5 separate regions of the Mus musculus genome follow, and all the other regions are linked to region 4. Evidence: chromatin loops called from intact Hi-C (ENCODE). Cell type or tissue: left cerebral cortex. All regions are shown on one strand.

Evidence for each region. Peaks named below come from ENCODE experiments on the same cell type or tissue, not always from the same donor. Only the 100,000 strongest peaks of a DNase experiment are listed, where the experiment ranks them.
Region 1: it touches region 4 in a loop (2.7-fold over the local background); 9 of 42 quality-filtered maps call a loop at or near these places.
Region 2: it touches region 4 in a loop (2.7-fold over the local background); 7 of 42 quality-filtered maps call a loop at or near these places.
Region 3: it touches region 4 in a loop (2.2-fold over the local background); 2 of 42 quality-filtered maps call a loop at or near these places.
Region 5: it touches region 4 in a loop (8-fold over the local background); 20 of 42 quality-filtered maps call a loop at or near these places.

Annotation. Positions count from the first base shown.
Region 1 is chr9:103,011,199-103,016,198 of GRCm38, forward strand. The region is part of intron 1 of Slco2a1 (solute carrier organic anion transporter family, member 2a1); the gene reads left to right. Among named protein-coding and RNA genes, the nearest start is that of Slco2a1, 5.2 kb to the left of the region's middle. In left cerebral cortex, a CTCF peak has its summit at 2,364 (motif pointing right); a DNase peak (open chromatin) is centred at 2,357.
Region 2 is chr9:103,204,848-103,209,847 of GRCm38, forward strand. Trf (transferrin) reads right to left here. Exons shown (of 17, transcript NM_133977.2): 17 at 4,029-4,231. The coding sequence ends at 4,197. Among named protein-coding and RNA genes, the nearest start is that of Srprb, 5.3 kb to the left of the region's middle. In left cerebral cortex, a CTCF peak has its summit at 3,084 (motif pointing right); a DNase peak (open chromatin) is centred at 3,178; H3K4me3 peaks cover 292 bases.
Region 3 is chr9:103,142,632-103,147,631 of GRCm38, forward strand. All of the region lies in intron 2 of Rab6b (RAB6B, member RAS oncogene family), which reads left to right. Among named protein-coding and RNA genes, the nearest start is that of Gm51658, 12 kb to the left of the region's middle. In left cerebral cortex, no CTCF peak of the experiment used is centred here; DNase peaks (open chromatin) are centred at 142, 1,980, 2,122, 2,940 and 4 more places; H3K27ac peaks cover 2,657 bases.
Region 4 is chr9:103,089,257-103,094,256 of GRCm38, forward strand. It overlaps a transcript of Slco2a1 not described here. Among named protein-coding and RNA genes, the nearest start is that of Rab6b, 20 kb to the right of the region's middle. In left cerebral cortex, a CTCF peak has its summit at 3,076 (motif pointing right); DNase peaks (open chromatin) are centred at 1,467, 3,124, 4,548 and 4,872; H3K4me3 peaks cover 484 bases; H3K27ac peaks cover 408 bases.
Region 5 is chr9:103,300,131-103,305,130 of GRCm38, forward strand. No RefSeq gene overlaps it. Among named protein-coding and RNA genes, the nearest start is that of Topbp1, 2.7 kb to the right of the region's middle. In left cerebral cortex, a CTCF peak has its summit at 2,746 (motif pointing left); DNase peaks (open chromatin) are centred at 2,740 and 4,997; H3K4me3 peaks cover 608 bases; H3K27ac peaks cover 489 bases.

The sequences.
Region 1 (5,000 bases), 78 kb before region 4:
GGAGTGTCCCTGTGAATATCAAACCACACTTCAGAGCAGACCCGTATCCCCGGGGTAGCTGGCCAAGATAAAACAAAACCCATTTTTGTTTGTTTGTTTGTTTGTTTGTTTGTTGTGGGCTTTTTGTTTAGCTTGGGCATTTTTAGCTTATTGTTTTGTTTTGTTTTGATTTTTGTGAGATTTATTTATTTATTTATTTATTTATTTATTTATTTTAAAGCCTACAGCACCCTCTGGTCTCCCAGTAGTAACCAAGCCTTACCCTACTTAGCTTCCAAGATCAGACGAGATTGGGTGCATTCAGGGTGGTATGGTCATAGATGAGTGCTGTTTTGTTTTGTTTTGTTTGAAAGAGAGAGAGAAAGCATAAAGTTGAGTGGTTGGTGAGGTGGAGAGGACCTGGGAGGAGTAGGGGGAGAAAAAACATGATCAAACTATAATATTGGACAAAAGTTGTTAAAAATCTTTAAAAATGATTAAAAGATAGATTTTAAAAACTCAAAATAAAAATTAGAAAAAAACTGGGTGTGGTGGTCTTGTAATCTTAGCATCCAGGAGATAAAGGCAGGAGAACTAGAAGCTTAAGTTATCACTGGCTATAGAGTAAGCTGGAGACAGCCTGGGCTACATGAGACCTGTGAAAGAAAGAAAGAAAAAGAGAGAGAGAGAGAGAGAGAGAGAGAGAGAGAGAGAGAGAAAGGAAGAAAGGAAGGAAGGAAGGAAGAGAGAAAAAAGAAACCATTGTCCCATTAGTTCCATGATGCAGTTATTAGTTATCAATGACAGTTAATAATATTAATCACAATGTCCATAATAATAACAAATAATAGCTAACAGTAATTGAGCTCTATGAATGTACAGACCTTGAGGATCTTGCACGCACATCCCATCTGCTTTACAACTCTAGCAGAGGATAACATTACCAACCTCACTGGTAAGGCAATCAATTCTTCATGGACCAGGAAGGGAGGCAGGGAGAAGCAGGAACAGCTATGGCACAAAGTACTGTCCTCATGAGCACTATCGTCTACGCTGGCTCTATAACTGGCGACAACACAGCCATCACTTAACAGTACTTTCTCCAGGACCAGAAGACATTCAGAAGTGGGTACAGAGGGGACCCAGACATGAATCCCCAATGCTGACCCACTCCTGCCTCTTCTCTCTTCACAAGGCTCCATGAAAGAGCCTTGCACCTATTTATTATTATTATTATTATTATCATCATTATTATTATTATTACATGAAACGGTGCTGGAATTAAAGGTGTGAGGCACCACCATGCAGCCAGGGGAATTTTTACATAGCCTGTGTGTGTGTGTGTGTGTGTGTGTGTGTGTGTGTGTGTGTGTGTGTGTGTGTGTAACAAGTTGATGTGCAGCTATGTGGAGGCCAGAGGACAATCTACAGTATCAGCCTTAGGGACAGCTTCCATCTCCTTTGAGAAAGGGTTTTAAATGGCCTGAAGCTCACTGACTATGGTCAACTAAGCCATGGATCCCTAGCCATGGATCCCTAGGGCTCCCCTGTCTCTACCTACTGCTAGGGTCAAACCCACTCTGTGTCTGGGTAATGTCATTCTTACACAGGTACTAAGGCTAGAACCGGGATCCTCCTGCGCATGCGGCAAGCACTTTATAGGTTGGGAAGTGTTTTGCTTCTGGTTTATTTTGTGGTGCTGTTGAATCCCAAGCCATGAGCCATATAAGAGAGCATTCTACCACTGAGTCACCTCCCAGGCCCTGTGGGGTGAAGATTTATATATCTCCTCCTGCAGGAGACCTCTCTCTCTCAAGATTTATTTATTTTGTCTATATGAGTACACCATTGCTCTCTTCAGACACACCAGAAGAGGGCATTGGATCCCATTACAGATGGTTGTGAGCCACCATGTGGTTGCTGAAAATTGAACTCAGGACCTCTGGAAGAGCAGTCAGTGCTCTTAACCATGGAGCCATCTCTCCAGCCCCCAGGAGACATCTCTTGAGGTTTGGTTTGCAAGAAGATTCTTAGGAATCTCAGAACCTGCTCAAACATCACTGTCAATTAGTCTAGTACAGGCCCAGGACTCTAAATTAAAAGCAGGTTCCCTCGGAGACCCTGGGAGGAGGTAGGCTCTGCTCCTGACTTCTCCTGGCAGCCTCAGACTAATCTGAAGCTCCCTAAAGTGAAACACCATCGTGGAGCTAAGTCGAGGTTCTTCTGAGGCCTTTGACCCCCTCAGCCCTAGTGAGGCATCTTGAGTGCCACTTCTTAGTTTCCAAAATCCAGGGCAGCATGCCAACAATCTAATCCATCCCCAGGAAAACACTCCCACTGGACTCCCTGAATCAGAGAAGAGCTAACGGTGGCTCGCCCACCTCCCTCCAGGGGGCGCATTTCCATAGACTTCAGAACAGTGATCTGTTCTCAGGAGGCTGGCTTGGCAAGTTTATCAGAAGGCAGGGAAGGAAGGATGAGGACTAATGAGTTCTCTGGTATTAGAATACTGGGATTCCTCTCTGGGATGATGTTCTAAGCCCTCTATAGCTTTTCATCTCCCAACACAGAACAAATGAGAGCAAGTTAACATTTCTGAGGGTGCAGAGTCCCTTTCATCTGTCCTGATTGTGACAGGACTTTCTCTTTTTCCAAGCTAGGAGACCCAGCCTGGGCTGTTGGGATGAGGGCACGCTTCTCCTATCTTCTCTTGTCTCAGCATGTAATTTGAGACAAACGGTGTTTGTAGGGGAAAGTTAGAGGTCTCTGACCCTCCTCGTTCTCCCCTTCCCACCCTTGAATTGGTTGTAACCACCTTTTTGTCTGTAGAGACACTGGGTGCACAGTGTCTACTATGTGCCCAATCCCAAGGATGGGGAGGGAGGTACCAAGAAGGCAAGGATAGGGAGACTCAGCGCTGTGTAGATAGAGGATAGGGGATAGAGGATTGCTCTCTGTTTATTATTTTTAGACTCTCTAGAGATGGTTTTCTCAAGGAATGCTGTGAAGAAATGAAGAAATGGGGTGTATGAGTTTGCCCTTCTTCATGCTCTACATGGGTCACCATCACTGGGGGCTCTCTCACAGTGGCCCCATGAGAAAGTCACTTGTGTTGCTTAGTTCCAGGCACAGCTTTATTTGTTTAGAGTCTTTTAGAAAATGGTTTTCAGTTTGAAACGATAACAGATTCTCAACAAAGCTGGTCTTAGAGGTCCTGTGTATCCTACACCCACTCACCCTCAGGGTTCCATGCTATATGACAACAGTAATGACGAAGGATATCAAAAAAGCAGGAAATCACCACTGCTATCTCGTGCACGTACAGTCCGGTCCTGTACTGCTTTATCACAGGTAGATTTGTGCAGACACCACCCATCTGAGGATACAGGTGTGTTTCACCACCCACCGCAGAGAAGTGCCTTGTGCCTGCTCGTTGAGAGTCTCATCCTCTGACCACTGTCCCTAACCCCCAGCACTGTCTAGTGTCCATCTCCAGGATTGTATTATTTCAAGGCTGTTACATACAGGGAAGCATGTAACAGGCGACCTTTTGAAAAACCAGCCGTCTTCATGCAGAATAACGTATTTGCGTTCCAGTCCGTCTAAGCTGTGACACAGATCAGGTGCTGGTTCCTTTAACGGCTGAGTACTACGCCAAGGTGTGGATGTGCTGTGCTTCGTTTACACATGTTCACTTATGGAAGAACGTTTGGCTCATTTCCCACTTGGGACTAGTTCAGATAAATCCACAAGAGTGGTGACGTACAGGCTTCTGTGTGGACATAGCTCGTAATTTCTCTAGGGTGAATGCCGTGGAGTGTTGCTGGGTGGTGTGGTTGTTGAACAATGATACTTTTTTTTTAAAAAAAGATTTATTTATTATTATAAATAAGTACACTGTAGCTGACTTCAGACACACCAGAAGAGGGTGTCAGGTCTCATTATGGGTGGTTGCAGAGATTTGAACTCAGGACCTTCCTTCGGAAGAGCAGTCAGTGCTCTTACCCACTGAGCCACCTCACCAGCCCTGAACAATGATACTTTTTTAAAAAGGATCTTCCTAACTCTTTCCTGGAAGGGTCGTCTCACCTTACACGGGTGTCAGCTGCTTAGCAGTTGGTCAGCTTTTGACATTACCACTCTTTTTTTGTAAAAATTCTAATAGACATGCGGCACCACCTCTTTGTGTCTCGTTCATGTTGTCCTTGTGGCTGGAGAGAGGAAGATTGAGCTTCTTTTCATGTGATCATCGCCCCTTCATGTTGTCGTTTTCCTTTAATGTTGTGTAGCTTTAAGAGCTCACTGGGCACTCCAGTTATAAGTCCTTTGTTGGGTTATTTGGTCTGCAGATTTTGTCTTTGAATCTGTAGGTTGGTTTTTTATTTTTTTTAATCATTTAAAATGGTTTTATAGAGAAAATACTTAATTTTGATGAATTCCAATTATTGGTCTGTGTGTGTGTGTGTGTGTGTGTGTGTGTGTGTGTGTGTGTGTGTGTGTATACACCTGCTCACATGTGAGCACACAGTAGTCAAAGGACCTTAGGTGTTGGTCCTCAACATTCACATTGTTTGAGACAGGGTTTCTTGTTTACTGCTATATACAACTCCAGCCTTTGTTTGTTTGTTTGTTTGTTTTTAAGCTCACGGAGGCAGATTACCCACTACTCACTGTGTAGCTCAGGTTGTCCTGGAATTCCTGATCCTCTTGATTTCTATCTCTGAATCGCTGGGGTACTAAGTATGTACTGCCATGTCTGGCTTACATATATCAGCCTTCAGCAGTTTGGGTCCTCCTCTTGGTGCTACATCTAAGAAGGCTTGCTTCACTGAATCATAAATCTATTGCCTTTCGAGTTGTTCTGTGTAGAGGTGAGGACCGGGTCAAAGCCTTGTCTGTTTTTACCTCTAGATGTTCTTGTGCCACGTCTCTTCTCTCCTAACCTGTCTCCGCGCTCTTGTCCAAAGCCAGTTGGCTGTTCTCCTGTAGGTCTCTTGGTTCTTCGTTTAGCTTCACTGCTA
Region 2 (5,000 bases), 120 kb after region 4:
CAAATTAAGGTGGGAAGCAGGTTTACAGGAAATCACCTGAGTGCTGACTCATTCCTTGTTCGCAGCCCCTCACAGGAGAATGGAATTAATATCAAATATAATTAGCCCCAGGGCTATTCACAACCATCCTTTCTAACAAAAAAAAAGTTGTTGGACGAAAGATTGTTGTCATCATATGTAAAAAGAAAATTGCGTACCTATATGTATACAAACACATACACAAAATAAAAATTAATATTTAAAAAATGACTTGAAGAGACATTTTTTCCCACATGTTGCAAACTATCAGGAGGAATGTGAAGTGTGCTTAATGTCTTTAGCCAGTGAGAAAATGAAAATGGAAACTGCTATGAGATACTACCTGATACTCATTAAGATAGTCACTATTAAAAAAGTCAGAAATATACCAAACAGTGCTGAGAGGAAAGGGAAATCTGTTACACTGTTGGTGGGAATGTAGCTTACTACAGCCATTATGGAAGACAGCATAAAGGTTTCTTAAGTTAAACAAAAAAAGAACGGGTGGTAATGAACCCTGAAATCCTAAGTACTCGGGAGGTGAAGGCAGAAGGGTCAGGAGCTCAAGGGCATCATTGGCTGCACAGCAAGTTCGAGGCCAGTTTGGATAAAATGAGAACGTGTCTTAAAATGCACACACACACAAATACGGATGTTCGCATGCACCATTTGTGGGTTTAGGGACCCACAGAGGTCAGAAGAGGCATTGGATCCTCTGGAAATGGAATTAGAGAGATTTGTAAATATTTTATTTTAATGATGCATGTATGTGTAGGCGTGGGGGGTGTGTGTGTGAGTCTGTACATGTGAGGGTGCAGGCTGTGGGCTCTCATGTGAGTCCTGAGGTTTGTAAATGCTCTCAGATGCTGAGCCGCTTCTCTGGCCCTCCTCGGGTCTTCAATACTTTTTTATAAAAAAAGTATAACTTAAATTTTTAAAAATATTTTGTTTTAATTATGCATGTACGTATGGGCATGTGTGTCTGGATGACTTTGTGCCTGTGAGTGCAGTACCCAGAGAGTCCAAAGGAAGGTGTTGGATCCCATGAGTTTGAATTTCAGGTGGTTGCAATAGTGTAGATGCCAGGATCTGAATCCCCCACACCCTCTACAAAAGTGGCATATGTTCATAAGTGCTGAGTCATCTCTAAATTCTAAGAGCGGCTTGCCTAGTATATGTGAGGCACAGAAAAAAAGTTTTGAGGCAGGCAGTGGTGAAGCACGCCTTTAATCCCAGCACTCGGGAGGCAGAGGCAGATGGATTTCTGAGTTCGAGGCCAGCCTGCTCTACAAAGTGAGTTCCAGGGCAGCCAGGGCTACACAGAGAAACCCTGTCTCGAAAAACCAAAAAAAAGTTGCTGTGTCATCGTACTGTTGATGGGCCCTAGAAAGTCCTGTTATGGATGCTCCCTCTAGGTTTGTCTGTTTGTTCGTTGGCTTTATTTAGTTTGTGATGCTGAGGAGCAAACAGAGCAAGTAATGTCACTGAGCTATTCCTGTAGCCCCTGCCTTTGATTGGTGGAGTTTCTGATTTCTGTAATATTCTAAACTGTAGATCCACAGGTTGTAGTGAAGGGACAATATGAACCCCGTTTGTCCTCATTTTGAGGACCAGGCCTGATTAAAAAAAAAAAAAAAAAAGCCATAAGGCACCAGCTTCGGGAAGAGACTCTAAGTATCAGAAACTAGGCCATAAGACAGCAGCTCTAGGAACAGACCATAAAACCCAGAACAAGATCATAAAAGCCCCTCCCAAAGAACAGCCTGGGATAACCACAAAACGGGGAAATATCTCAGAATGAGCGATCTGTGCTGGACAGCCCTATTTTATGGTTGGACACTCATCCATAGGAATGTAGACCACTGACCACCTGTAACCTCTAGCTCACCTGTAACCCACCAGTGAAATCTTACATTACCTAATCCTTCCAGAGAGTTTCCTGCCCCCTCTAAGAAGGCCTGCATGCCTTTATCTAGGTTCGACATTTCAAAGACTGGTTGACCTCTTCATGCTGGCTGCCTCTGCAGAATAAATGCTCTTTTGTTTTTGCATACTGAGTCTGGGGTCTTCCTTCAGCGGTTTTCAGACCCTTACATAAGGAGGTGTAGATGGAGGATGCTGGAGACTTGGGTCTCAAGTATAAATATGAGTACCCCAAAGTTGTTGGCATTGCTAGAAGGGAATCTGAAAAGAGAGGGGAACGCTGGGTCCAGAGGAGAATTCTTAAGATACCCAGATTGGTAGGATAAGCTCAGGTCATGAGTGAACACAGAGAGATGGGAATCAAAGAGAATGACCATGTCAGAGAGGGAAAACCATCCTAAGAAAGGGAGGGTAGTTGGGCGTGGTGGCGCAAGCCTTTAATCCCAGCACTTGGGAGGCAGAGGCAGATGGATTTCTGAGTTCGAGGCCAGCCTGCTCTACAAAGTGAGTTCCAGGACAGCCAGGGCTACACAGCCTGTCTCGAAAAACAAAACAAAACAAACAAATAAGAAAGGAAGGAAGAAAGAAAGAGAGAGAAAGAGAGAAAGAAAGAGAGAAAGAGAAAGAGAGAGAGAAAGAGAGAGAGGAGAGAAAGAGAAAGAGAGAAAGAGAGAAAGAGAAAGAGAAGAGAGAAAAGAGAAAAGAAAGAAAGAAAGAAAGAAAGAAAGAAAGAAAGAAAGAAAGAAAGAAAGAAAGAAAGAAAAGGAGGGTAGACTCCCTCATGGAAAAGCTGGCGAGTAGCAGCAACTTCTGTCAGGGTGAGACTGTAGAGCCGATGACTAGTCTCTGTTTGTTCAGCCAACTGCTTATTACTAATACATGGGGAGAAGGAGACGTAGAGCCTGAACCTTCCAGGAAAGTTGGCTGAGGAGTGGAGGCATGGGGGTAGAAATTAGACAGGGAATCTGTCTAAAAGTCACTGTCAGTGTTAATGCTGAGCTCTTGAGCCATCCTTCTATAAAGTACTCTTTTTAATGTTCATTTCGTACAAATTAGCCAAGGCCTTGTAGGGTGGAACTTTCTGATTTCCTAGCATGGGCCCTTACTGACTTAGCGGACTGCAAAGCTAGCCTGAATACCTGCCGCCTACAGGACTGTAACACTAGAGGGCGCCATAGACATGCCCGCCCTCCGCAGCTCCTCCCCACCCTCACATCCTATACACCAAAGCTCCCAACACTTCTTCGACCAGCACTCGAAGAGCTTCCCCTCGCCTGCCCATGACGTCTGCCCATGACGTCTAGCTGACTGGTGAGAAAGAACCTCGCCCACGGACTGACAACCAATTGTTTGCAATATTGTCGGGCTCGCAGGGAGATTTTTTTTTTTTTACGCAAAGCTGATTCAGATTTGGTTTTGGACCATGGCTGTTCCATCGCAATGAATTAATACAAGTTCTGTCAACTTTCTCAGTACTCACTAGGGCATCTATTTGTAACAAATTCTTCTTTCTGGCATGTGCACATGTGCACATACGTACGTGTGTGGTCATACAGTTTTTTTGTTTTTTGTTTTTGTTTGTGGGTTTTTTTGTTTTGTTTTGTTTTGTTTTTTGTTTGTATTTTCGAGACAGGGTTTCTCTGTGTAGCCTTGGCTGTCCTGGAACTCACTCTGTAGACCGGGCTCGCTTCGAACTCAGAAATCCTCCTGCCTCCCAAGTGCTGGGATTAAAGGCGTGCGCCACCACGCCCGGCTAAGATTCTTATTTTTGATCTTTTATTTTATGTGTATGTGGTTGTGTGAGCTTATGTGCCTCACATGAATGCAGGATCTTGCGGAGCAAAAGAGGCATCGGATCCCATGGAACTGGAGATACAGACAACTGTGAGCCACCATGTGGTTGCTGGGAATTGAACTCAGGACCTCTGGGAGAGCAGCCTGTGCTCTTAACCTCTGAGCCATCTCTCCAGCCCCAACTACCTGAATCTTGAGCTCAGGAGACAAGGTTCAGTTTATATGATATTTAGTCAGATTGTACAAAGAAATCCTGGTGAAAATATCTAGAAAAGAATGGAGTTTGGGAAATATAAAGTCAGCAGTCGTTTTTATTTTGTGCTCTGTGTATGTGGTAAGGCACAGCAGCGAAGACTACACCAGTTAGCCCCAACCCCTCAGGGCATGAAGACCAAGAGAAGCCCATGGGCCACGGGAGGGAGCATCTGTCTCCACCACAGTGGCAACCCACCTCTTGGATTTTAATGTTTGTGGAAAGTGCAGGCTTCCAGGAGTCCTGGGGAGAGAAGAAAGATATAGGACATTGAGAATACTCTTACTTTTATGAGCTGTTTAGCAGAATGAAAGGAACCTGAATGGGCAATTCAGTATCACATAAATTGTGCCAAGGCTCATTGTTCTGCTAGACTCATGCATGCTGTGCCCCATCCCTCCCATCCCTGCTTCCCTACACAGCTCCTGAGCCTCCCACGGGGAGGGCTCCACACAAGGATAGAGAAGCTGTCATGTGACTTTCCTGCCCTACAGGCATCCCCAACTTTGCTTTTAACCAGTGAGGCTCTGAACTTGAATTCACATAAGGAGAAGCCGCCTAGGAAGGCCCTTCTTCCCTGAGAATGCGAGGCAGATGGTAGCTGGCAGTCCCCAGCAACGTCTGAGCTGGGTCTAAGGATGGAGTGGAGAAAAACAAAGCTAGACTGGTGTTCTCTGGAGCATACAGGTAAGGGAAATATTAACTTGGATTCTGTCACACTAAACCTCAACAATCACATTGCTCACACTAGAATTCCATGTGGCAACTTGTAAAACACATATATAGCATAGCTTGGCACAGTGCAGCACAGTGTAGTATAGTATAGTATATTGTCTCCGACCGTCAGATCTAGGGATTAAACTCAGGTCATCTAGCTTGTGCCACGGGCTCTTTTCCCCACTGAGCCATCTTACCAATCCACATGGGGCAACCTTGAAAGGGCCATCACCCCAGAGCAGCACAGTCTCCGAGGCTGTATCTCCAGCACAATAACTTAAATGAAGGCCAAGAC
Region 3 (5,000 bases), 53 kb after region 4:
TGGGTAGCTAAGAATGACAGTGATCTCTGGCTATTTCTGACTACTGCTTGATTTTTTTTTAGCGATCTTCCTGTTTTTCCTATGGCACCGCATTGAGATTCTTAGCAGCAGTGGACAAATTACCTTTGAAATTTTATCTCCCTTCTTCCCACTGTCACCCTCATTGCCTGACGCTTGTCACTCAAATCAGGCTTTACTTGTTCCTGTCACTGTGTGGTGGCTGGCGATGGCCTAGCCTGGACATCAGCTCCTGTCACTGTCCCAGCTCCGCTCGCTCTGCTCTGAAAATTCTTCCAATGCCTGAAGCGTGGCAAATGTTTGCCCTGAGAACAGAGCCCCACCTCTTGCATCAGTTCCCATGAGCCTTTGGCTGTAGCGTGTGATCCTGAAAGCTAGTTGGGCCCCTCAAGTCTAGGGCTACTCCTCTGCCCTTCTGGTTCTCACCTGTGTTTTGGGATGTGCCAAGTCCAGGATCTTCTTGGAGACATCACTGTACAAGGCCTGGCTGAAGATGGTGCCACAGGTACCTACGGGCACAGTAATGGCTGCTTGCCTCAGTTGACTGGTGCCATCAGACTGAGCGCCTCCCAGGACCACTGTCATGGTGAGTCAACGGAGATCACAGAACAGATCCGATGCCGCTCTCCCCATGCGTGGGAGAATTGTCTGACTCGGTTTCTTTACATCACCAGGTGGAAATCCTTTCCTTAAGCCCTTTAGAGCAGTAATTAGGCTGAGAGGCTGGGCTCTGCTTCTCTCCGTCATTCATACACACACACACACACACACACACACACACAAAGACATACACACACACATATACACATACAAAGACATATATATAAACACACAAAGACATATACACACAGACACACAAAGACATACACACACATATACACACAGACACATATATACACTCACATATACACACAAAGACATAAATACACAGATACACAAAGACATACACACACATACATATACACACATAGGTACACACAAAGACATACACAGACACACAGACACACACAAACTCACACACAAAGACATACACACAGATACATACACAGACACACACATACAAACAAAGACATATGCATAAACACAAAGATACACACACACAGACATATATACACAAAGACACACAGATACACAAACACACACACACACACACACACACACACAGACATACACACACACAGACACATGATTGCTTGTTAATCCTCTGGAGATGGAGGAGGACAGACTTTGTTTATTTTCTTTTTCTGAGCATAGCAGCAGAGGTGTATGGGAAATAGATAAGTCCCCAGGGACCCGAGAAGATGAAATGTATTTTCTCTCAGGCTGTCCCACTGCACAGGAGCCGTGCTTGTCACCCTCCCACCAATATCCTGTCTGTCCCAGCAGCAGTACAGCATGGCAGAGTCTAGGCCCACTCAGTCAGCTCCCAGGACAGTGTTCCCTCTCTCTCCTCATGGCTCCAGACCCTGTGCTCCCCTCCCATTCACTCATCCTGACAAAAGACAGCTGTGTGCTGTAGTACATGGCCTGACAGAAGGTAGCAGAAGGCAGCCTGGCCCACCCTCAGCGGGGCACAGAGGGCAGGGCCTATCCTCAGCCACGGCCAGTGCCACCTTGATGTAGAGCTGAGTGTGCAAGAGGCCCCAAAGGGCCACCATGCGGCCCTGAGTATGGTAGGCTGGGGTCCTCAGCTGAACCTCTCAGAAGGTTCTGTTTGTGGCCCTGGTGAGCTGGCACTTCTACAGCCCTGGGGGACCTTTGAGAAGCATGTCTTCGTTCTCTACTTACCTGGCAGTTACACACATACACACACACACACACACACACACACACACCCCTTATTCTCCGCTAACACATGTACTCTAGTCTCTCACCGCCCTGCCTAATCACACCATACAAACTGATTCACTTATACAGTTTTCACTTGGTGGAAAACCAAGTCTCAAGCAGAGGAAATTTTGTCTGTGGTGATTCCTTCATGTAAAACCCCAGCTAAGAGGTAGTATGTTTTGTAATGTGGTAGCATGATGCGGCGGAAGTGGGTGCCTTAGCGGGCCCATGTTGAGGTACCCCCACCAAGGTACCAGCCAGACAATGGGTCTAGTATAAAATGAAGTTTATTTGGGGCATGAGAGGAGGCTGTGGAGAGGGGGTGGAGGCAGAGAAAGAGGACAGAGAAGAACAGAAAGAGAGGAGAGAAAGAAGGGAAGAGGCCAGCAGAGAACATGCAGGGAGAGAGAAAGGAGGAGAGGACAGAAGCGGGAAGAGAGGTCACACAGTCTTTTTATAGCCAGCTGGGCTCATACCTGGCTGTTCCTAGGTAACTGTTGGGCAGAGCCTAGAAGAAATGCTAACGAGGTTTTCTTAAAACTCTATCTAGGGAAAAAAAAAATCTGGGCATATCTTGTAATAAGAGGTGGTTCTTGCTGTGCGCTCCCCCACCCATACCAGCACATACCCAGGAAACCCCTGTGGGCCCTGGGAGGGTCAGCTGTGTGAAGGAGCCCTGCTAAAGGGAGGTGTGGTCCTCTGAAGGTCACTCCTGGCCGAGGCTCTCCAGGGTGCTCTTTCCAGCCTGCAAAGCTGGCAGCTCAGGCCTTAGCGTCTTAGAGAACTGAGAGGTGGTAAGAACTTAACACTGAGGACCCATGGCCCCTCCTGTCATCCACACCAAGTTAGAACAGCACAGATCTAATGGGCTGCCTCAGGGAGAGAGGCGCCCACAGGCCAGGAGGGCTCTTCTCAGAGGACACTTGTGAGATGGGAAGGTGTTTCAGACTCTGAAGGGGGTTCCTAAGAAGCAAATGCTGGTCTTTCTGGCAGGCTCAGATCTCCTGAGATCTCTTGCCGGCAGCTGATCCTCGAGCCATGGCAGTCTGTTCTGCCCTGAGGCTTCCCACACTCAGTCTTGGGGCCGCCGCCACAGCAAATTACCACACACTGAGTAGCTTCAAAGGAACAGGAGTGTATTCTGTCCTCACCTTCCTGGGGGCCTGAGGGTGGAACACATACAAGAGAGCCCTGAGCTTTTGGGGGTTGGGGGGAGGGCATTCTCCTTGCTGTTGGCTTCTAGTGGCCTCAGATGCTCTTTGTCATAGGGCTTCAAGATTTCCATCTGGCCGCCCTCTTCATGAGATCTGAGTAGATAAGGTGGATGGATAGGTGTGGATTCTCATCTGGGCCCTTGAAGTGGACGCAGCATGCATCTGTATGCATCTGTATGCATCTGTATGCATCTGTATGCATCTGCACTCGGGGAGAGGCTCCTAGTCACGTCACCTCACGTGGTGCCTGAAGCCTTGGATTTTTATTTCTGTCTCCTGCCTTGTCCTGATTACGTGCTCTTGCCGTGGCCACAGAGACTTCTCCCTGACACAGTGCGGTAACTGGCCTCTTACCTGACAAGCGATGCTTCCTCTTCAAGGTGAATACATATATGCTTGTACACACATACACTCACATGCAGATACATACATGTGCACACACATACACTCTCACACGTGCCTGTGCACACACACGCACACATACATATGCATACACATGGCACACACCAGCACACACACATTTATGCAGTGCGCACACACACACACACACACATATACGCCAGCCTTTCCTGAATACTGAATAAAGCTTCTGCGTGCACTCGTGCCTCTCTCCGCTGTGGCTGCATCAAATCCTCCTCCTCTCCTATCGGCTCCACTCTTGTCTTCCGGTGGCCTTCCTGCCCACTCCAGCAGCCATCAGTCGCTGGCTTGTCTGGCCCACACACCCTAGGGACCACGTCACTAACACTGTTTTTCACAGGCTCAGACACTACTGGAGGGGAGGGTGAATGGGCAAAGACTTGGTTGACCACAGTGATACTTCTCATGATGTGAGCACCATGACCACCCAGGGACCAGGTAGCAAGGTGTTTTCTGTATTAGTATTATGATGAACAGAGCCAATTACATGTATGCACGTATGTATATGAATATATGTTATTGTACACGTACACACACGATTACAAATTGGACAGCCATTCTTCATAGAGAAGAAAGTAACCACGGGACAGATTGTGACCTTGAAAAGCCAGGTGCCTGCCCTGTGACCTTGGGAGCCAGCATCTCCTCCTCCAGGGCACTAACTGAGCAGCTGTCATTGGCTGGCAGTGACCCGGCCCTACCTGTTCCCAAGAGGCTGTGAGCTCCTCTCTACAAAGCAACCACTTTCTTGGCTGAGTCTTTAAGTTTACCAGGCTCATTTGCATGCTAATTTGCATAACTTTACCCAGATACTTCGGTCTGGTGGTTGGCTGTGCCTGAGAGAACAGCAGAGTCATTGTCAGGGGCTTGTCATGCCCAGCTGCTTTCTGCCATTTACGGATGCTTCTCTCCAGCGCCGGCCGGCCGGGCTCAAAAAGAAGACGCACGCACATACTTGCCTTTTCATTCTCTTCCCCTGAAGAAATAAATGCTGGCGTCAATTTATGCTAATTGCCATGCAGATTTCCTCCGGTAGACTTTATTGCTGTATCTTGTCAGAATGTGGATGCAAATTTATATTTCATAATAAATGCACAGAGCTAAGAAGATTTCAACAAGTGCCGTAGGGAATATCTTGCTCAGAGATCTTCTTGCTCGGATGTGCTGGTGGAAGGTCTGTGCAGAGGAATGCAAGTACGCCACCGTCGACACCCCTGTCGATACTGTGTAATGCCACACTCAAAGGAAGATAACCGTTGGGAGGAAATCTGTGCTTCTTAATATTCTTTGCATGTGTAAAATAAAGTGGCTGCTATTTTTCATAGTCAGTGAGTGCCGTTTGCCAGCGCAAAAGAATAAATTAGCATTGCCAGGTTCGGGGCCACGTATAACAGTAGACTACACCTCCGTTTCCTTCAGAGAAGACATCACGCAATACAGGCAGAGAAGGCACAGCTGTGTGAGGGGATCACGGGGCTTCTAGACTGACAGAGGACTCCCAGGCACATGCCTGTTTGT
Region 4 (5,000 bases):
TCTACATGATGAGTTCCAGGACAGCCAGGGCTACATATTGAGACCTTGTCTTAAAAAAAGAGAAAGAAAGAAAGAGAGAGAGAGAGAGAGAGAGAGAGAAAGAAGGGAGGGAGGGAGGGAAGGAGGAAGGAAAGAAAGAAAGAAAGAGAGAGAAAGAGAGAGAGAGAAAGAAAGAAAAAAAAGGAAGGAAGAAAATGAAAATGAAAAAAGAAAAAGAAAAAAAGAAAGAGAAAAAGAAAGGAGAACTCCAAAATCAAGGAAGCAGCCAGCAGAGAGCTTTCACAGAAAGCCCAGGTCTTTCTGGCTGCCCCAAGCCCCTCTCTTCTTATAAGTCATTCTGAAGTTAGGGCAAGCCTTGGGTAATGAGAAGCCCGCCTCTTTTCCCATTGAAGTTCATTGGCTGGTGAGAAGAAAGAGGAGGGATCTCTTTAGGGTTGTGTAGGTTGGGTGATAGAGGTTGGGAGACCAGGTGATGTCTCAATTATTTACATTCTAGTCAAGCATCCCAAGAACATTGTAACTATTCATCAAACAAAATCCAGTGAGCCCTCTGGGTACCACAAGGTAAAGACCAGACGTGGAGAAAAGGGACAGAGAGGAGAAAACTTGGAGAAGCAGAGCCATGAGATTGAAGCACAGACCTTTGGGGAAATGTCCCATCTGGTAACTGCTTATCATGTTCTCGCTTAAGAAACAAAGCCATGTTGTATTTGCCTTCAACACTTTCAAAGATGGAGAGATGCAGCTAAGCTGGGTCCTGAATTACTGTCAACTTGATAGTAAAATATTGTATTACAGCTTCCCAGAGAGATTGGCAGTGGTATGTGTATGTGTGTGTGTGTGTGTGGGGGGGTAATCCTTGCAAATCCAGAAGAAAAAAAATTCCTATCTTTCCCAGCCACAGGGACTAAACATTGGAGGTAAAAATGTCCATTCCCTGCCAAGAAGGCCAGATTTGCTAACCTTTCATCGGTGATTAAATATGTAAACAGGTCCTGGGCAAGCCCTTGGCAAATCATTAATGAGAGAAAGCCTTCCTCTCGTGACAGGCCCGGCCCATTTATCAACCTCCACACCCATTCCCAGCCCTGTTTGGTGGCCACAGGACACAGGGCTCTCTACCTTGACAAAGTCTCTGCTCCTTAGGCACCTGCTACACTTTGATAACAATAATAAAATGTACATAGTTCGCTACAGTTTGCCAAGCCATGCATTTATTTACTGAACTCCTCAAACCACCCAGAAATAGGCTTGGCTAGGCTTCAGTCACATGACACAACACACCTTTATCTCTTGTTTGCACAAAGCCCGTGGCTTGTTTGGGTGACTCTCCAGGGCAGTGGCTTCCAAGGGTGGCTCAGAATGCCAGCTATTTGGACTTGAGGTACCTCTGTTTCATCAATCCACAATTAATGAGGCAGGAAAGGAAGCTAAGAAGGTCTCGCCATGGGAAGCAAGTGTTTTGGCCAGAAGGCGCATAGTCTTTCTGCTCCCAGGCGCTTGGCCAGAACTAGTCTCACGGCATTATCTAACTGCTGTACAGATGGAGAAATATAATCCTCTGTGCTCAGAGAGGAGAGGAGCAGACTTAGGCAAGTGCTAGAATCTTCCACCATGGGGAGTGATTCTAGGTGAACCAATATGCTCTCTGAGACCCTTCAGTCTTGTCAGGCTGTTGGAAGAGGGATGAATACAGTCAGAGGGAGGAAGCATCCACAGCGGATCCCTAGAGGAGAAAAGATGATATCTCAGCAAAGCCAAGGCTGCCTTAGAGATGGAAAAGTGGAGAGGACAGGCCCAGAAGAGGCAGAGCTGATGGATCAGAGGTTTAGAGATGCAGGGTCAGGAAAAAGGTTCTCTTTAGTTGACAAAGACTTAGGCAAAGGATGAGAAGGCGGAGGAGCTAGGGGGGATGACAGTTGATTGAGCATGCCCCCCAAGGGGCGGGGCTTATCTCGAGGGGAGGAGTCTCACCCAGAGCTTCTTCCTGAATGGTGAGGCCATCAGGACCATCACATCGATAAATGAGGTCCCCTCCGGTTGTCAATCACATTTTATTTGTTTGGTAGCTGGTGTGTGCAAGAACCCGCCATGACACATTTCCTGACCTTGCAGCGTGTATACTTTGACCTAGGGTAGGAACTTGACCAAGTGCTGTGGATTCCATTGGGAAATCAGAGAAGGGACCAGGGCTGGTTTCGAGGGTCAAGAGTGTAGGGAGAGAGGACAGCTAAGTTGTGAACAAAGGTAGAAAGGCGAGCAAACCTGTGCACATTCTGAGAATCCCCTGATCAGGGAACCTGAAGGAGAACAGGAGTAAGGCTAGAAGGGTAGGGTCTAGGCTTAGCGGGGGCCCCTTAGGCGTCCTTCGGGACTGGCTTAGACCAGCCCATTCAAAGCCTGGAGAATGGCCTTAGAGACCAGTCAACCAGTCCCAGAAGGGCGTTCCTACCTCAAAATACAGCCCCGGGTCCCTGAGAGGGAACTGCTACACCCCAGAGACCAGAAGAGCCGTCCTCCTGAGCAGCCCCAGCCAAAGTTGGCTCCACTATATGTCCTCTCTCTCTCTCTCTCTCTCTCTCTCTCTCTCTCTCTCTCTCTCTCCTCCCCGCAGTGTGGGAACTGGAGTCCCAGGGGTGTAATTGAAAGCCAAATGGGGCAGCTTATTTGAACAGGTTTTCTGTTCAGGCTCCTAAACTTCTCTTTGCACTGTGGGTTTCTCAGTACAGCATTTCAAATGTATACAGCCCCTAAACCTTAGAAGTCTCAGGTGGGGCAAGCATTTGACTGAATGTTCTTAACTTTCACAAACACCAGCTTACAGAAGAAAAATGGAGGTGGGAGTGGGGTGGGGTGGGGTGGGGTGGGCCCATACTGGGAAAAGGCATTTGAAACTCCAGAACAGCTCCAGAAGTCGGGAGTGAAGATCAGAGAACGCCAGGCCCTTTGTGCTTTGCGCTTCTAGTGAGATGCAATTATCAGACGGGGAGTTTGGAGTGCAACTGGTCTCGCTTCCAGCAGGGTCCAGACCTTATTCTTGCAGTGGCCGGCGCTCCGGGGCACTGCTGTCGTAGTCTGCCACTAGGCGGCGCCGCTCACCAGCGCCGCAGTGAGGCAGCGCCACAGCGGGATCACCGCATGCAGCTTGGCAGAGAGGGCGTTGCTGAGGCCAGGTTGCTCGCTGCTCAGGGCACCCCTCAAATACACCGCCACCCTCTGACACTTCAGGCTCCCCACCCAAGCATTCTTACAGACCCTGTGGGCACTCCCAGGCCCTGCGAACTGGCATGGGTGGTCACTCTGCTCCAACGTGGGGCCCCTCCCATCCTGGGGCTGTCAGCCTCGCCATGATCTTACAGGCTTAAGTATTCAGTGGCTTCAGGGAACTCAGTCACCTTCCACCTCCGCCTTCTAGGTCTCCGGTATTTACCAGTGTACCCCTTGGGCCTCAGGAACGTGCCTCTGAAAGAAATCTCTCATAATCGCAGGCACTGCCCGTCTTCAGAAAAGGTCTCTGTGCCCCAGTCACCTTCTAGGGCATTCGGAAAAGGACTGAGCTCCCTAGGGCCAGGATAAACAAGACTAACAACACTCTTGCTCCTTGGAAGCAAAGGCAGAAGTAGCCAGGAAAGCTTTAGAAACTGACGCACCCTCCTGACCCCCCAGGGTTGGCTGATCAATTCCAGGTTCAGCAGAGCTTGAAGGAGACCTTGACCGACACCAGCATCCCGATGCAGGGGAAACTGGATTCTCCACCTCTTGCCTTAAGCCTCCCTTCCTTGACTTCTCTATGTCACCCATTAGCATTCCAGCCTTAAGTGATTAGGCCAAAATTTTATAAACAAGATGAAGACATATTTTTAAAGCCCGTTCCTGGCAATGTACGACTAACATCATTTCACCGCTTATCGTTCCGTACATTTTATAAATGTAGATGAGAACACAACCACCGTGGCCATTAAAGTGTAAAACAGTGTAACTCCCAGCAACTAGGTGGATATTGGGTTGAGTACAGTCTCTGCCCATTTTACCACCCTGCCCCCTTGGTATAAGTTAACCTAACTTATTCGAAAGCTCAATGTAAATGGTATTTTGCAATCCATCCTAATGTTTTTGAGATCCATTGCTTGTGCCTGTGGTTATTCTTTTTTTTTTTTTTTTAATTGTTCCGTGACACTCTCTTGGTTGAATATGACACAAATTCTGTATCTATCCATCAGGTTATTTAGTTAGATGTCAGGCCATTTTTTTTTTATTATGATGAATAAAATTACTATGGAGATTCGTGAGTGAGTTTTTTGTGAGTTTCCATTTCTGTTGGAGACATGTCCAGAAGTGAAAAAGCAAAGGGATAGCTCATAGGCTATCAGAGATTAACTCTTTCCAAAGTTGAATGGCTTAGCATCTCACTAGCGATGCAGAAGTCTCTTAGTGTTTCCAAAAGGAGCTCTGTTGAGGTTTACGTGGGGTGCAGTCATATCCACACATTCACAGTCTTCTGTCAACTTGTTTGGATAAATGTATGTGTTTATCCTAGACTGCTGTAGCACCACACATGGGCTCATGTACTTGAATATGTACTTGAACCCCCAGTTTGTGGCACTGTCTGGGGAGAGAGCTCAGCCTTGCTGGAAGAAGTGCCCTGGGGAAGCCAATTTTTTCAGCCTCACCCTACTTCCACATCCCTTTCTTTCTACTTCCGGTTGCCACTGAAATATGATTTCTAAGATTTCTCCTCCAGCTCCCAGTCCTGCCCACCTCCCCCCCAAACAGTAATGGACTCTCCCTAGGAAGAGTGAATCAGGCTTCGTATTCACTGAGCTATTACATCATAAGTGGTTTTGTAATTCATATTTTATACTCTTTCACTGTGGATGACCTGAGACACCTGGAAGATCCCTGGTCGTCATCCTCCTTCGCCTTTTTTTTCTTGTCGGTCCTCACATTACCCTTTCAGGGAGTTGTCTTCAAACTCATCAAGTTTTCTTCTGCACCCTGTA
Region 5 (5,000 bases), 210 kb after region 4:
ACACTGTCCCAAGGTATGTGAGAGCAAAGAAACACTTGCTAGTTGGTAACACTGTCTTGAGGTCTGTAAGAGCAAAGAAACACTTGGTAGTTGGTAACCCTGTCCAGAGGTCTGTAAGAGCAAAGAAACACTTGCTAGTTGGTAACACTGTCCAGAGGTCTGTAAGAGCAAAGAAACACTTGCTAGTTGGTAACACTGTCTTGAGGTCTGTAAGAGCAAAGAAACACTTGGTAGTTGGTAACACTGTCTTGAGGTCTGTAAGAGCAAAGAAACACTTGGTAGTTGGTAACCCTGTCCAGAGGTCTGTAAGAGCAAAGAAACACTTGCTAGTTGGTAACACTGTCTTGAGGTCTGTAAGAGCAAAGAAACACTTGCTAGTTGGTAACACTGTCCAGAGGTATGTAAGAGCAAAGAAACACTTGCTAGTTGGTAACACTGTCCCAAGGTATGTAAGAGCAAAGAAACACTTGCTAGTTGGTAACACTGTCCAGAGGTCTGTAAGAGGGATGTGGTGGCTTGAGTGAGAAATACCCCCAAAGTCTTGGGCATTTGAACAATTTGTCTTCAGGTGATGGGGTGCAGGTGCTGGCTAGTTTTAGGTCAAGTTGAGACAAATCAGAGTTGTTAATTGGGAACAAAGAACCTCAATTGAGATAATGCCTTCACCAGATTGGCCTGAGGTCCATGTTCTTCTTGATTGATGATTGATATGGGAGGGCCCAGTTCAATGGGGGTCCCTTGGGAAGGTGGTCCCGGGTGCTACAAGAGAACAGCCTGTGTGAATCATAAGGACTAAGCAGTAAGTGGTGCCTCTCCGTGGCTCCTGCATCAGTTTCTGCCTCCAGGTTCCTGCCTTGAATTCTTGCCCTGACATCCATGAATGGGTTACAAGCTGTAGAATTAAATAAATGTCTCTTCTTCAAGGTGCTTTTGGTCATGGTGTTTAACCACAAAAATAGAAATCCTAAAACATCGGTGCTGTTTTGGGGAGGTTTAGGTAATGCTCTGTTGATGGTCAGATCAACGGAGTCTTTTCCTGAGGCTCTGATGTACGGAGAATGAACCTGCTTGGCAGACCCAGTAATGGCCCTGGGCCAGGGCTTTTGGGTGGGGATCTGTAGCTTCTGTTCTCTTCCCAGCGTGTGGGGCTATGGTTATCAGTCCAAGGCCACTGTGTACCCGGTCTGTAATGTTCTTGAGATACCCCTTGCTCCCCTTGTGCAACACTGTTTGATTACCTTCCTGTTGACTTCGTCCCTTCGTAGGACAGTTTCTGCTGACTTAGTCCCATTTCTTCTCTCAAAATGGTGTCTGAGATGCTGTAGTTGCTTGTCCTAAGACATAGCTCGCATGAGACCTCCCGACCCCAGATTTTCTCTCTATCTTCTTATCTAATGTCCATCTCCCGCTTAGGACCATGTTACTGAAGAATGACTCTCCGACCCAAGTCAGTGCAGTCGCGCTTGGACAAAGCAGATCACTGGGGTTGGAGTTTAAGACTCAAACGAAACGACTTGCCTACTTGCAGTTTGCTCTGCCTTGTGTTTGTAGTTCAAGAGCTGAGGAAGCTGCCAGCTGCTATGCTGCCCCGACCACTGTGGACTCTGACCCTTTGGAGCCATTGTAAGTCTCCTTCAAGTAACAAGACAGTCATCCATGAAAGAAGCATGGACCAGTTGTGATGACTCATTGCTACAATCCAAGCATTTGCTAGGCTGAGATAGGAGGAACAGCACAGGCACTAGGCCAGCCTGGGCTACATAATGAGTTCCAACCCAGCCTGGCCATAGAGTGAAACAGAATCACAGAAAACCAAAGAGGGAGAGAGAAAGAGGGAGGAAAGAGGGAGAGGGAGGGAGAGAGAGAGAGAGAGAGAGAGAGAGAGAGAGAGAGAACGAACGATGTTGGTGGTAAGGATAAAGGTAGAATATTAACTCCAGAATCCTGAAACAACAGACATTGAAGCCATTGTTTCTGGAATGGGAATATATCTCACTTGATGGCGCCTACTCAGCCCAGAAGAGTCCTATACTCCTCCATCTTTCCTCCATATATAGGCTCTCATGGCCATGACTCAAAAGCCTCTTAGGTTTCTCTTCTTTTTAGGACCTAGATACAATTGGCTTTTCTAACAATGTAGCCCCCTACATTTTTTGGCAAGGAAGCCACTTTTTTCTCAGAGTGTCTCCTTACACGATCTACTTAAACACAGCCGGGAACAATCTACATGTGATGTTGGCATTCTACTTTAGAGCCCTCTCCCTGGAACTCACACTGTCGGTAGGCTGTACTTTCCAGCTAGCTGAAGCTATCAGCTTTCATAGCTGCTAGGCCACTTCAAGTTAGCTCTGTAGCAATAGAGGCTGTTTGCTAAGCTCTCTTGTATTTATACATATTCACTTGAAATGCTGGGAATTTAAATATAAAACCCTTTAAGTAAAACAAACGAGCCCTTTTCAACTAAAAAAAGAAAAAAAAAAACATCAAGGTGGGTGATACCTGAGGAATAACAGCTGGGGCTGGCACCTGACTGTCATATACTTGAGCACACATGTGTACCTGCACACATGTGAACATACATAACACACGCCTCAATAAAATGTATGTTGTGGTGGGGCTGCAGAGGTGCGTCAGTGGTGAAGAGAATTTGCTACTCTTCCAGAGGACCCAAGTTTTGTTTCCATGTTAGACAGCTCCCAACTGCCTGTAACTCCAGCTCTGGAGATTTGATGCCACCTCCTGGCTTCTATGGGCATTACATTCATGTGCACAAACACACATAATCAAAGTAAAAATATACTGTGTTAAATGCATAAACATATACCATGGTCATTTATCAGATCGCCTATAGACTGCTCTGAAGGGCATTTTCTTGATTAGTGATTGATGTGGGAGGGCCCAGACCATTGTGGGTGGTGCCACCCCAGGGGAGGTGATCCTAGGTGATCTAAGAAAGCAGGCTTGAGCAAGCAGTGGGTGTAAGCCTGGTTGTCTTTGGCCTCTGCTTTAGTTCTTGCCCTGACTCTCCTCAGTCCTTGGTGACCTATCAAGTATCCTACAGATATGATGACAACTTCAGGACAGAACTGCATTTTAGACATCAACTGTGGCTTCTTTTTCACAGCTCTAATAATTTCTTCAAGGCACTGCAGGGTCTCATGTATCCCAAGATACCTCCTGCTTAGCTAGGATGCAACCAGTGTTATATGGCCCTGAAGATGGAACCCAGGGACTTTTATGCTAGGCAAGTGCTCTACCAACTGAGCTACATCCTCAGACCCTTACCTCCAATACTAAGTATTTCCCTTCTTTTCCCTAGTGGGCATTTACCTCTGCGCCAGTGTTATCGATATCCTGTAAATGAAAAAAGTTAATGATACCTTTAAAGCAGGACCATTATAATCACTACAGTGACCAGCAACCCTAAATATATTGTACTTAAAAGAATAGAGTTTGTGTTGGGCGTGGTGGCATACCTTTAATCTCAGCATTCCGGGAGGCAAAGGCAAGATCTCTTGAGTTCAAGGCCAACCTGTCCTACACAGTGAGTTCCAGGACAGCCAAGGCTATGCAGAAACTCTGTCTCAAAAAATAAAATAAAATAAAATAAAGCTGGGGGTGGCTAATAATTCAGCATTTTATCAATAATTTACCCTTAGCAACTTTTTTTTGTTTTTGTTTGTTTGTTTGTTTGTTTGTTTTTCGAGACAGGGTTTCTCTGTGTAGCCCAGACTGTCCTGGAACTCACTTTGTAGACCAGGCTGGTCTTGAACTCAGAAATCCCGCCTGCCTCTGTCTCTGCCTCCTGAGTGCTGGGATTAAAGGCGTGATCCACCACTGCCCCCGGCTACCCTTAGCAACTTTTAAGAGGTAACATAAGAATGGGGTTTTGGTTAGAACCTAAGAGTTTTCTTACTGTAGATAGGCCAGAATAGTCAGATATTACCTGGGGACAGTGAAAAATGAGAAAGGGCATGAGCTATCAAAGGTGGCAGGATCTAACTGGATTTTTACAAGGAGAACGACCAGTAGTCAGACTACAGGTTTGGCTAAGTAAAGATTCTTTGTCACAAAATGCCGGAAGTACACATCAGAAAAGAAAAAAACCAACTTCTGTAATAAACTGTGCCGGGAAAATTGGATAGCCATACATAAAAGAAGGAAACTAGATCTTAATCTCTCTTGCGTTACACAAATATCAACTCCAAATGGATTAAAGACCTTAATGTCAGAACTGAAATCCTGAAACCAAAATAGTCAAGGGCTTTCTGAATAGGGCCCTAGTTGCTCAGGATATAATACGAACAACGGACAAATGAAATGGGATTGCGTGAAGTTAAAAGGTTGTGCACAGCAAAGAAAAATTAATCAAATGAATAAGCATACAGATGGGAGAAAATCTTTGCCAATTATACACCTGATAGAGGATATCTAGAAATACTTTTTTTTGGGGGGGGGGGGGTGGAGTTTCAAGACAGGTTTCTCTATATAGTCCTGGCTGTCCTGGAACTCACTTTGTAGACCAGGCTGGCAACTCAGAAATCCGCCTGCCTCTGCCTCCCAAGTGCTGGGATTAAAGGTGTGCTCTACCACTGCTCGGCTTAGAAATACATATTTTAAAAGTCTTGAATGTGAATATAACCTAATCAATAATCTAGCGTGCCTTTCATCACCCAGTCTTCTTTCCGTTACTGTTTTTGGCTTTGGTAAGGATTGATTGTTCATCCACTTTGGGGAGTCAGACCTTGACTTTCTTAACATCCTCCCACCCACAAGCCGCTATTAGCTTCATGCGCTGCCCCGGCACCGTCAGGAGAACTCGCCACTGGACCCCCTCGCCCCACTTCTGCACGTTCTGGACTTAAGGCTGATCGGTCCGGCCGCCCGCAGGCCCTCGCCACGAACGATGAGCTGCGCCGCAGCCGAAACTGTTGCCGCAAACCCAGACCCCAGAGCATCTCGGGAAAGCGTGCCCAAGGACCGCCCTCTTCCGACCGCTC